Regions from separate parts of the Homo sapiens genome. Here region 2 is linked to region 1. Evidence: chromatin loops called from intact Hi-C (ENCODE). Cell type or tissue: PC-3. All regions are shown on one strand. Each heading gives the region's core, and the rest is flanking DNA. Links, peaks and the distances in the headings are about the cores only.

Region 1 (5,374 bases), core at 231-5,230:
GGGCGTCAGGGCCGAGCCTCTCGCAGCAGTCACGCCGCAGTCCGAGGCCACGGACATCCAATAGAGCCCACTTCAACTTGCATGGTGCATGGGGTCCAGGACCGGTGGCCCCCACACAGGGTTTCCCAAAGCCTCTCCATTTGTCTGCACTCTCCACTGCCGACCTTGTAGGAAATTTATTTCCATGCCCAGAAATATTGTTTGGACACAGTGGCTCGGTTATCTTCGCGCCTGCTTTTCTTAAATACATTTATTTCACCTCTGCCACGCTGCAGATATTTAAAGATCTGTAGATACCGTAACCCTCAGCGATGCGGGACTCACTCTGGTTATAGATAATATTCTCTGGGTGGTTATTTGAACATAAGTTCTATCTCCAGCCCAGATGACACCCAAGCAGGGGCTGTAAAGGACACTTGCTCTAGAATGTTTTCAACTGAAATATATGTCCACACACGGAGAATTTAAGAGTATTTTTATATTTCTCTCTAGATCTAAATATTCAGATGTGTTAATTACATGCCCTAGAAGCTGGAAGCGATCAGTGGTGTTCACACTGGACGTGGAGCTGTTTGTATAATTTTCATCTCCCTGCACTTAAACATGACTCTCAGTCTAATAAATTCAACCTTGTCATTTTTAGAATCGACGGGATTTCTCTGGCTGTCGTTTGCGCTGCATTTATCCGAATACATCCAGCTCGCAGGCATCCTGCAAGAAACGGCTCCCGGCTCGCGTGTACGCCGACACCTCGGCCCAACGCAGGACTCGAGGTGGTTTCTAGTGCCCGGGTGGCTGCAAGTCTGCCCTCCGAGGGAGGCTGGACAAGCGGCGCCCCCAGGTCGAGCGGCCTCTCGCTGCCTGGCAGTGCCTGGCAGCCCCCACCTCTGCCAGTGCTTCGGAAACCCGCCTGGCCAGGTTCGCCCGCGGTGAAAAATGAAAGCAAATTCCCCAACAGAGGTAGCCGGAACTTTCCTCGACGAAGGCTCCCTCCTGCGCCTGTGTCTGGAGAACCCCCAGAGCGCTGCAAGTTAGCAAGAGAGATTCGATGGCGGCTCTGGAAGGCGCACGAAGGGTGGGGCGGGGGAGCAAAGAGGCCACTGGGTGACCCAGCCTGGTCCGGGGTGAAACGCTAGAGAAGGCGCCTCGCCTTCCTTATTTCAATGCAACTCCTCGGCCCCAGACGGTAAAAATAGTTTCCAAGCTGCCGCGGACGCCCAGGATGTGTTTGCAGAGATCAAACTGGGGAGGAGGCAGCTTTGTAAAAGTTGCAGAAAGATTAGCCGAGAAGCGTCCGCCCGGCGGGGCTCAAGAAAGCTTGGGGACAGCTCCATGTTCCTTGGGGCGGAATGGCCCAAGAATTGGCCTGGGTAACCCCCTGCCCAGTTCTCTGTCCTCACTTCGAGCCAGTGCTTAAATAACTTCCCGCCGCCTGCCCTGCAAACTTCCCGGCGCGGCGCCGTTGAGGCCAGGACACAGCAAAGGCTAGCAAAACCCCGCCGCGGCGCGCTCGGCCCCGGCCCTGAGAGGCTGCGCGGGTGGGAGGACCAGTGTGGTTTCTGCTCCCACTCGGCTGCCCAGACCCTCAAGACCGATCCCCCAACTCCTGGGAGCGGGTGCTTCCCTCTGGGAGCCGAGATCTTGCGGGGCCAGCGAGGGCGCAAAGTGCGCGCGCTGGCCCGCGCGGGGGCGGCCGCGCGTCTCTCCGCGGGGCCTGTCGCCAGGCCGGCCGCGGCGCGTGAGTGATGAGGGCAGAGAAGGGCGCCCATAAATCGCGGGTGTCAGGGCGAAAAACTCTCTTTATTGTCTGCGTGATGGATGGGCCCGGGGACGAGACACCAAATACTTCGTATCGCCTTTAAATGGGAACACATTTTCCGCGGCCATAATTCATGTTTTTTAAATAGAAAGTTTGAAATGTTGCCTATATTTCACCAGCCCTGACATATTTATGAATCGCTCCCTGCATGCAAATATCATTACTTAAAGCGCCGGGGAGAGCGCGGGGGAGGGGAGGAGGCGCGGTTCCCGGGGCGTGGGGGTGGTGAACCGGGGAAATATCGGTGGAGGGGGGCCATCTCCCTAAAGGGCAGAGGGTGAGGTGCGGTGAATAGCCGTATCCGGAAACCGAGCGTGCCCCGGGCTTCTTTCCCGCCGCCAGACCCCGCACAGCCGCCCTGGGACGTTTTTCGAGGCTTGGGACCTAAGACGGGTCCCCGGACCCTGCTGGGAAACCAGGGGGCGTTTTTCGTCCCTCTCTGAGGCCATTATCCAAGCTGAAACCACCTTTTATAAGAAAAAAGTTTAAAGAAAAAAAATTTAACAAACACAAATAATAATAATAACCCAACATGTTTCGCGTTCTTTGCCACTGCATCGATTTTATTGATTTTCATTCTGCAAACCTGGGAATGTGCGCGCTCGGGAGGGGAGGCTGTCAAAACCCAGTCATCGCGGGGACTGGATGGGGGACAATTCTCCGACGCCGCGGCCTGGACCCGCCCCCACCCAACCGGCGCACCACCTCCCAGGCACCACGGAGCCTGCGCAAGCTGCGGGGCCGTAAAGGAACCGGCCCCCAATCTCCGGGGCTTCAGTCCCGCCCCTCTCTCCCCCCAGTGCCCTGCAGCGCTCCCAGGGTCCGTGTCTGCCCTCCCCAAGCCCCCACTGTCAATACAATCCCTGTTAAAAAAAAAAAATCTTTTTAGAGCCAGGCACGTGCCGTCGGCCTCTCCCCTGCCCGCCTGGCCCAGGAGGCGCCCACACCTGCGCCCTCACTTGCCGAGACTTTTACCTGTGCAGTCCCCGGCGGCGCCTGCAGCCGCGCAGGTAACCGAGAAATGGAAGGGAGGGCTGGGGAGTGAGAAGGACAGAGAGCACCGCCCGACACAACCAGACGCGCGGACCCGGGGCCTCCTCTCTGGACCGGTGCTGGGGCCCTGGTAGAACCAGCTCCGGGAGCCGAAATTGAGCCATGAAGAGTGGGCCGAGGGAGGGGCGAGGGGAACGGGCCTCAGGAGGGAGGGGCGGGCCCGGCGGCACTTCCGTTGGGGGTGGGGCTGCGGGCTGCCGCGCCGGTCCCGCCCCTCCGCCGCGCGGGCCCGCCCGCTCCAGGCCAGGCTCCGCCCCCACCGACTCGGAGCTGGATCTCAGGCCACGGCGCCCCCCCAGTCGCGCCCCCAACCCCGGAGGCCTCGGGCTGAACCGGGTTTCGCAGGAGGGCACAGGGCGGCTCCCTTTTCCTCACCTGGGGGTACTCTCTTTTTAAGTCATAGGAACAGAAGCATCTGCAGACTAGGATCCCAGGCCCAAACTTGCACGTGAGATTTGTTGAAACTTAGGTCATTTGGTACTCCTGACACCTGCCTGGCCCAGGGGTCCTCACGCTCTCTCTGCGGATGTGATCAGCCGTCCTCTTGGACAGTGGGGAATATAGTCCGTGCTCATAGGGTCCCACCTATCTTTCAGGAAGAACAAAAGCAAAAACTAACACTTTTTGATTGTTCATTTTGTGCCAGGTGCCATTTAAAAATTTTGTATGAATTATGTCCTCGCCCACAGCGACTCTCTGAGGTAGGTACCATGAATGCCCCATTTCATAGATAAAGAAATTGAGGCACAGAGAGAAGAAATCTGCCTTGCCTCACCCGCATCCCATCCTCATCCCTTCTTTCCTTCAGATCTGGGGCATGCCAACTCCTTACTCTGGGGGAGTATTGGAGGGAGAATTCTACTTTTCTGATGGGGGAGTACCAGCCTGTTAACCACAACCATTTGCAGCTGAAGCCAGTGCAGAGCAGGAGGGAGATCTGCACAGAGGAGAACAGTATAAATGGCATGGGGTCATCTCAGCCCCTGGCCAGCTCCCAGCCTAATGGGAAAACCGGACCATTGAGCATTCCTTGCTGTTTCCCTGTAGTCCCAGCCCAAGCCAGCATGCTCTTTTTTTAAAAAGCAAATCCAACCATGTTTCTCTTCTGCTTAAAGGCATCCGGGTTCCCATTGTTCTTGAGAACAAGTTGAGCTTGCCTCCCCTGGCTGGCGGGTCTACACTGGCTCTGCCCCAGCTTGCCTTTCTGCCTTTGTCTGCCTCCACACCCCCTCACCTGGAACTCCTGCTACCCAAGGCTTCCTTTTAGTTCCTCAAATGTGCCATGCTACTCCCCACCTCAAGGGCTTTGCTCCTGCTTTTCTCTGTCTCTCTGGAATGACCTGTCCTTCTCTTCACCTGGCTTGCGCATACTCTTCCTTCAGGTCTCAGCTCACACATCACTTTCCTGCATCCTCCCGCCTCCCATTACCCTCACTTATAATAGAATTTCCTGTTGAGAGTCTGTCCGCTTCACTGGATGGTAAACTCCCAGGGGGTAGGGACTAGGGCCGTTCCTTCAAGGAACAAATGAAGAAGGAACATTTGTATAAACCACCAACTATGATGAACGAATGAAACTGCCCTTTTTGGGGCCACCAGTAAGTATTCTCCATGGTCTCACATTCCAAGATGTTCTCAACTTAATGAGGGCGATGATACAAATCTCATGAAAACATATGTTATTTTGAATGCCTTTATTGTAAATGTCAAATAAGGGGATGCTGGAGGAGGTTGGAGAAGAGGAATATGCATGGATTACAGCCATTTATTCAGGGTTTCAAGATGCAAGATGTGTTGGTTGACACAATTTAATGGAAAACCATGCCACCCACGACCATCTCCCAGTGTTGGGCATGTATGTCTCAAGGCTCTAGCCTGCACCCCCTTTCCTCTTCCTTTCTTCACATATTATTGCTATCACAGTTCAGTTCTTACTAGTTTCTGACTTAACTGCTGCTACAAGAACCTTCTAATTGTTCTGCCCATCCTCCACCTCTCCTGCCTCTAATCCATCATACATACTCCTGCTGGGTTAATTTTCCTGACCACATCATTCCCTTACTCAAAACTCTTCAGTGGCTCCCTATGATACAGTGTAACACTTGACTCTTCATAGCCCACTTCCAAACTACTTTTGTAAAGCTTTAAGATGCATTCCAAAATTATGAAAGAAACACATGTTCACCTCAACCAGGAAAACACTCAAAGATATACAAAGAAAAACATCAGTGATCTTCCTCACCTCCTCTGCATTTCCCACCCAGTCTCCCAAGACATCCATTGTTAAGGACCTGGGGTATAACTTCTACCTCTTTCACCATGCTCCATGCTCATAATAAACTATATTCATATATGTGGAGCTATTGTGTTATTGCCTATTTATACAAAAAGGATTATATTAGGGGTCTCTGCAACTCGCTCATTCATTCTTAATAATAAATGGGTCTATAGATATGGAATGAATATATTCATTTTTTAGCTACATAGTAATTTTAATTTATT
Region 2 (5,374 bases), core at 60-5,059, 99 kb after region 1:
AGGCTGAGTGACCCCAAACATAGACTCTCAGGATAAGATGGACATGGCATTACGCAGGTGTGATGGGGAATAGGAGGGCATTCTGAGAGGACTTAGAGAAAAGAGAACACATTTGTTCCACTTCCTGCCACTCCCCTGTCTGATTTCTCTAAGTCACTGAGTGGAGAATGGCCTGAACTGGCAGCAAAGCTGGGATTTCCAAACCAACTAACAGTTCTGCCTTTTTACCCTGTGCTTATTATTTTTTGATTTCTTAAAAAATCAATCATTCATTTATTTTTTTCATTCATTTCTGTTGTTTTTTTTTGGTGTCTTATAGCAGATCAGTGAGATGTGGTCCCTGCCCTGTAGGAGCTCATGGGCCAGTGGCGAGAGCAAACCATGAAACTCTCCATCTACTTGGTGATAAACCAATCATGGTCCCCAATTGGGTTGGTTGTAGGCTTGGTGGAGAGACATGGACCATGCTTTAAAAGTCCCATGTATCCCCTGTAGAGTTCAGCGCCATGTTGGTCCCTTGGCCGGTGCCCAGTGACCATGATGATTGATTTCACTGACTGCTATGTCTTTCCCCATGGAAATCTTGGTGCCTGGTGTCTTGGAGTGTGAAAGCAGAGATTCTTTCAGGTTTCCTGGCACGAGGGGGTTGTTGTGGGAGGTTCTCTCTTCACCCTTAGTGAAAGTGCTTTGGAAACCTGAGCCAGAAGCAATGGCAGAGGAAGTTCCTGGTGTGAGGAGCTTGGATGCTGGCTGCCTTTCCCCCATTTAGCTCTCTTGGGGCCCTTGGGGAGAGTTGTGCTGTGGTTGGGTGAGTGCGTGTTTGGGGATGTGGGTGGGTCTTGCCTGGTCTCTCAAACCCAGATGCTCATTCAGGTGCAAAATTCAGTGTTTGCTCAGCAGTGTACAAGCCTTGTGTTCTGGCATCTTTTTTTTTTTTTTCCTGGTGACATCTGTTGTACAGGGAGTGACTCTCCCTCGGTAAATGGTGTATTGTCAGTTCCTCCACTCCAGCGTACAACCAACAAAACAGGATGGCACTGCTTGGAGAAAGATGGCTGGCTGGAAGCATCACAAAATGGCACTACAGCCTATTGGGGGCGACCCTGGAGTGTCACAGGGGTACCCCAGCAAGGGCAGGAGCTCTCCTGAAGCAGCTTCTTCATGCCTCCTGGCTGCTTTTGTGCCATCATTTTCCAGATTCTTTTCTTAATCATGAATTAGCTGAGTTTTCAAGGTACCAAAAAGCCCAGCTAGGTGAAAGGAAGTAGAGAAAGGGCCTCTGATATGGTGTCCCAATGAGTTTTTTCACTTAAAGGGTCATGTTGAAGTCACCCAGAGAGACAGGCAGGGAACCTCACTTGGGTAAATAAGCAATGGAGTGAAAGATTGAAAAATGTGGTCTGAATTTTTTACTCGCATTGTTTCGGAGCCAGTTCCTATTCTGTCACTTCTCTCTGTGCCCCACCCTACCCTTCTTAATGACTTATTTGTACTGGAAAGCAAACTATTAATCACAAACAGAATAGCTCTGTAACTTCCAAACAAACACAGAATAGTTCTAGGGACTGTGAAAAAGCCAAACCCTTGGCAGAGATTTGGAAATGTGTTTCTTTTATATATATTTTAGAAATGCCACCATTTGTCCTTAGGCACAGAAGGTTCCCTTTAATTAGCGGTGAATTTCCTATTTCCCTTTTCTTCCTGAGGCATCTATAAAGCCCTGGCCTAGTAAAAGGCAGGTACACAGCTCTCAATTGAGCCCTATTGATGTGCTAGTATAGTTTTAATTGTGTTGAGATTTCCTTGCCAAAGTGACACATGCAGAAGCATTTTAAAAACGTATAGGGTTCGTAACTCTTTCGCTGTCTAGAGCTCTTGAATTATGAATGTCTCTTCTGCTGCCTGTTCAGTTCTTCTGAATCTGTAAAATTACTTTAATAACCTGTGTGGGGGTAATGTTAATATGTTTGCTCAGTAGTGTGAATTTATTAGCATTCCTACCCCACTTCAGGGAGCTGGCTTGGCCCTTTTGATACAAGCCCTTGGTTGCAAGAAGAGGCAAATTATGGTGGTGTTTTTTTCCCCCCCTCTCCCTTCCACCATTAGCAATCATTCTGTTGCACAGAGTACGTGATAAATCAACCACAGGAGAGTCAGATTTGCCATAACATGACATTACCTATCAGCTTGTCAGGTCTGAGTTGACTCTCAGCCTTTTGGGCTGTATATTTCTTCAAAGTCTAGTGCCAGTTTCTTAGTCAGCTCTAACTAATTTCAGAGTGGAAGAGAAACTTGACTGGAGTGCTGTTTGGGATCTGCTTTTTAATCCTGGTCTGTTTAATGTTTGCTCCTGACAGTCTAGGCCAGACATCATTTTAATGGTATGTGTGGTGATAAAGCCAATAAACTGTCAAGATGATTGATAATCTAAGCATTATAGCAATATGACTTTCCTGTTCTCCTCTGTGCTTTAGATGATGGTTTCCAAATTGAATTCCTACAGTGTGTGCTGTATGAGTGTGCCTGTCAGAGGCTCCCCTAACAGCGTTTGAAGGAGGTAGCTGTGCTTAATGTAAGATTTTTAGTCCTCAATTACCCACACAAATATATTTGCATATGTGTTGGTACCCTCTAATTTGGGAAACATTAAGAATTTATGACTCTGCCCTTGTAACAGTCCCCCAGCAATTTATGGGCACTGGTGGAACTTTTTATTATGTCTTTATGGTGTTTTTTCACCTGGCGTGCATCTTAGATTCCATGTGGTTGATTCTGTTATCTGTGGTTGAAAGACATTACAGATAACAAAGTGCACTATATTAAAGGCAGGCTTCTGGTTTCCTTTCCTTTTCTCTTTGTTTCTTCTTTTTCTTTTAATTTAGCAGACATTTTTAAGCATCTGGTCCTCATCTCATTAATCAGACTCGACCAGGTGTTTTAGGGTGGTGACAGTGGGAGTGCTTGGCTGCTGTTTGTTGGCCCTCATGGGCCACCGTTGCTGGCTGACATCTCCTACCCCGTTCGTGGTGCAGTGTTGTCTGGGAGCAGAAACCCACGTGGCTAGAGAGGTCGAATGGGCTGTGTATATGTGTATATGTGTGTGTGTGTAACACTCTTAAGCAATTTTACCAGGAGGAAAAAGAAAAAAATAAGCAAATATTAAATTCAAAACTCATATTATGCTCAAAATTTCCTTTTACTTTCTGCTTCCACAGCATGTTTTTGTATGATGTGACATGTGCATATTATTTAGTCTTCTACTTTTAAGATTGTGTCTAGAAAGACTTTAAGACTGTGGCTCTCTGAGAGTTACAGAATACTGATGCCAGAAGGGTGTCTCTGATACCTGTTGACACCATGATTTGCTGTATTTCTTCCAGGCCTTATTTTACAGATGACACTGAGCCCCAGAGAGGTGGGTTGTCTTGATTGGTGGCAGAACCGGGACTAGCATCCATGTTTCTATTTGAGGTCAACTATCCTTTCCACTTCATTATTTCCTTTCTCTTCATTTAATGCTTATTTTTCTTTTGGTCAGGAGACACTGGGAAGTCACTTCAGTTTTCTGGCCTCAGTTTCTCTATCTGCAAAATAAGGGATCTGAATTTGCTCACTTCTCATGTTGAACCACTTCACCTTATCTCCCGGTGTGTGGATGAACTTACAGCCCCAGTCTTGAGGCTCTTACAGCCTGTCTGAGGCAGAGGGCAGACCGCATGTGGGGCTACTGATTGTGTGACTCTGAGGAAGTCATCTGCCCACCCAGTCTATTTTTTCCTCCAAAACAGACAGGGTTGCCCTGAGTTCAAATGGGAGACCAGAAACAAAAATGCCTGGCAGAGTACCTGGCACAGAAGAGGCAATCAATAAATGTTTGTGTGACAGGATATTTAATTTGAGATAATCACTGAGCTTTGCATTTCCCTTTACTTTTGAAAATCTTCATTTCTTTGGACCTCTTGCCATTCCTTCCTTTCCCTCAACTTGGGTACTTGGTGCTTGCTTTCTTCCACAAGTGATGGCATGACAGAAAATAGGGGAGAGGAGAGTCCTATCTGGGCTTTTGAATGACAAAAATTTAAGCCCAAATGTAAGGAAAAAAGATTTGGAAGAATGCATGGTGACAGAAGAACTGGCTGACTCTGAATACCAGGTGGAGATTTCCTGGACTCTGGGGAGGAGAGTCAGAGGTGAAGAAAAGCATAGATGCTGTTGGGTCCCTGGGAAGAGGACTTGTATGTTACACACTGTAGTTTTGGACTAAAACTTGTTCCTGACATGTTGGGTGTTAATGGTTGCTTAAGAGCACTAGAGGGGGTGGAGTAATCCAAAATTTCTAACACATGAGGGTATGAGAGGCTTCTTGGGGGAAGAAATATAATTCGAGCTGAGTTCTGAAGGGTGATTGAGATTTGGATAGATGAAATCTACCAGCTCCAAGCTGAAGCCTCTTGAGACAGCAAACTCAGGTTTGCTCTCTTGGCCAGTTGAATGGATGGTGGTCTGTGACAGTTCCTGTGGGGAAGGAGGAGGCTGGTCTGGAGGCAAGGCTGAAAGAGGTGGGGGTGTTGGCCATGGAGGCAGAAGAGAAGTTAGTGGGAGGAGATGAGCAAGCCCAGGGAGGGTGGGGCTGGCCTAGTCCCTGAGGCAGGAGAGTGGGTCATCCTTTTCTGAAATAGCCACACATATCCAAAAAAGGCCAGGCCACTGATCTGAGTTTGTACCTGCCCATTCCATAGCTGGATGCCTGGAGGAAAAACAAGGCAGTTGACATGGTAACAGTCCCCCTTTTCTCTGTTCCCTTCTGTGCCCACACTGGCACCTACTGTATTGATTTGGGAAGAGCCTCACCTTTTATGGATTAAAAATAGTGTATCACACCTGTAATTCCAGCACTTTGCGGGGGCTGAGGTGGGCAGATCGCTTGAGCCCAGGAGTTCGAGACCAGCCTGAGCGACATGGCGAAACCTCATCTCTACAAAACAAAAACAAAACAAAAATTAGCCATGTGTGGTGGTGTGCATCTGTAGTCCCACCTACTCGCGAGGCTGAGGTGGGAGGATTGCCTCAGCACAGGAGGTCAAGGGTGCGGTGAGCTGTGATTGTGCCATCACACTCCAGCCTGGGCAATAGAGTGAGACCTTGCTTCAAAAAAACAACAAAAAACCAAAGAGAATATTGGAGGAGTGGGGAAACCAGGATTCTGGTAGCAACTTTACCCCTCAACATACTGTGGGACTGTGAGCCCGTTTCCTCAGGGATTAAGTGAGGGGCTGAACACAGTCTCTCAGATACCTTCCTGCTCTTACTGGGAGTGCACCTGTGATGTTCGGAAGGTAGGACCCCATGTGTCTCTTTGTAAATTGGCCCAGCT

What was found. Peaks named below come from ENCODE experiments on the same cell type or tissue, not always from the same donor. Only the 100,000 strongest peaks of a DNase experiment are listed, where the experiment ranks them.
Region 2: a loop joins it to region 1, with 6 times the contacts of the local background. A loop is called at or near these places in 9 of 110 quality-filtered maps.

Annotation. Positions count from the first base shown.
Region 1 is chr10:75,406,612-75,411,985 of GRCh38, forward strand. ZNF503-AS2 (ZNF503 antisense RNA 2) reads left to right here. Exons shown (of 2, transcript NR_024421.1): 2 at 644-2,371. It overlaps LOC101929234 (a long non-coding RNA gene), which reads left to right and starts at 2,546. Exons shown (of 3, transcript NR_110304.1): 1 at 2,546-2,829; 2 at 3,519-3,573; 3 at 3,681-4,713. RefSeq lists enhancers at 1-338, 339-1,079. In PC-3, for the core only: CTCF peaks have their summits at 666, 874 and 2,816; DNase peaks (open chromatin) are centred at 840, 1,230, 2,500, 2,900 and 1 weaker place; H3K4me3 peaks cover 3,331 bases; H3K27ac peaks cover 2,805 bases; H3K27me3 peaks cover 4,917 bases.
Region 2 is chr10:75,506,186-75,511,559 of GRCh38, forward strand. All of the region lies in intron 2 of LRMDA (leucine rich melanocyte differentiation associated), which reads left to right. Among named protein-coding and RNA genes, the nearest start is that of MIR606, 44 kb to the right of the region's middle. In PC-3, for the core only: no CTCF peak of the experiment used is centred there; a DNase peak (open chromatin) is centred at 2,366; H3K27ac peaks cover 1,394 bases.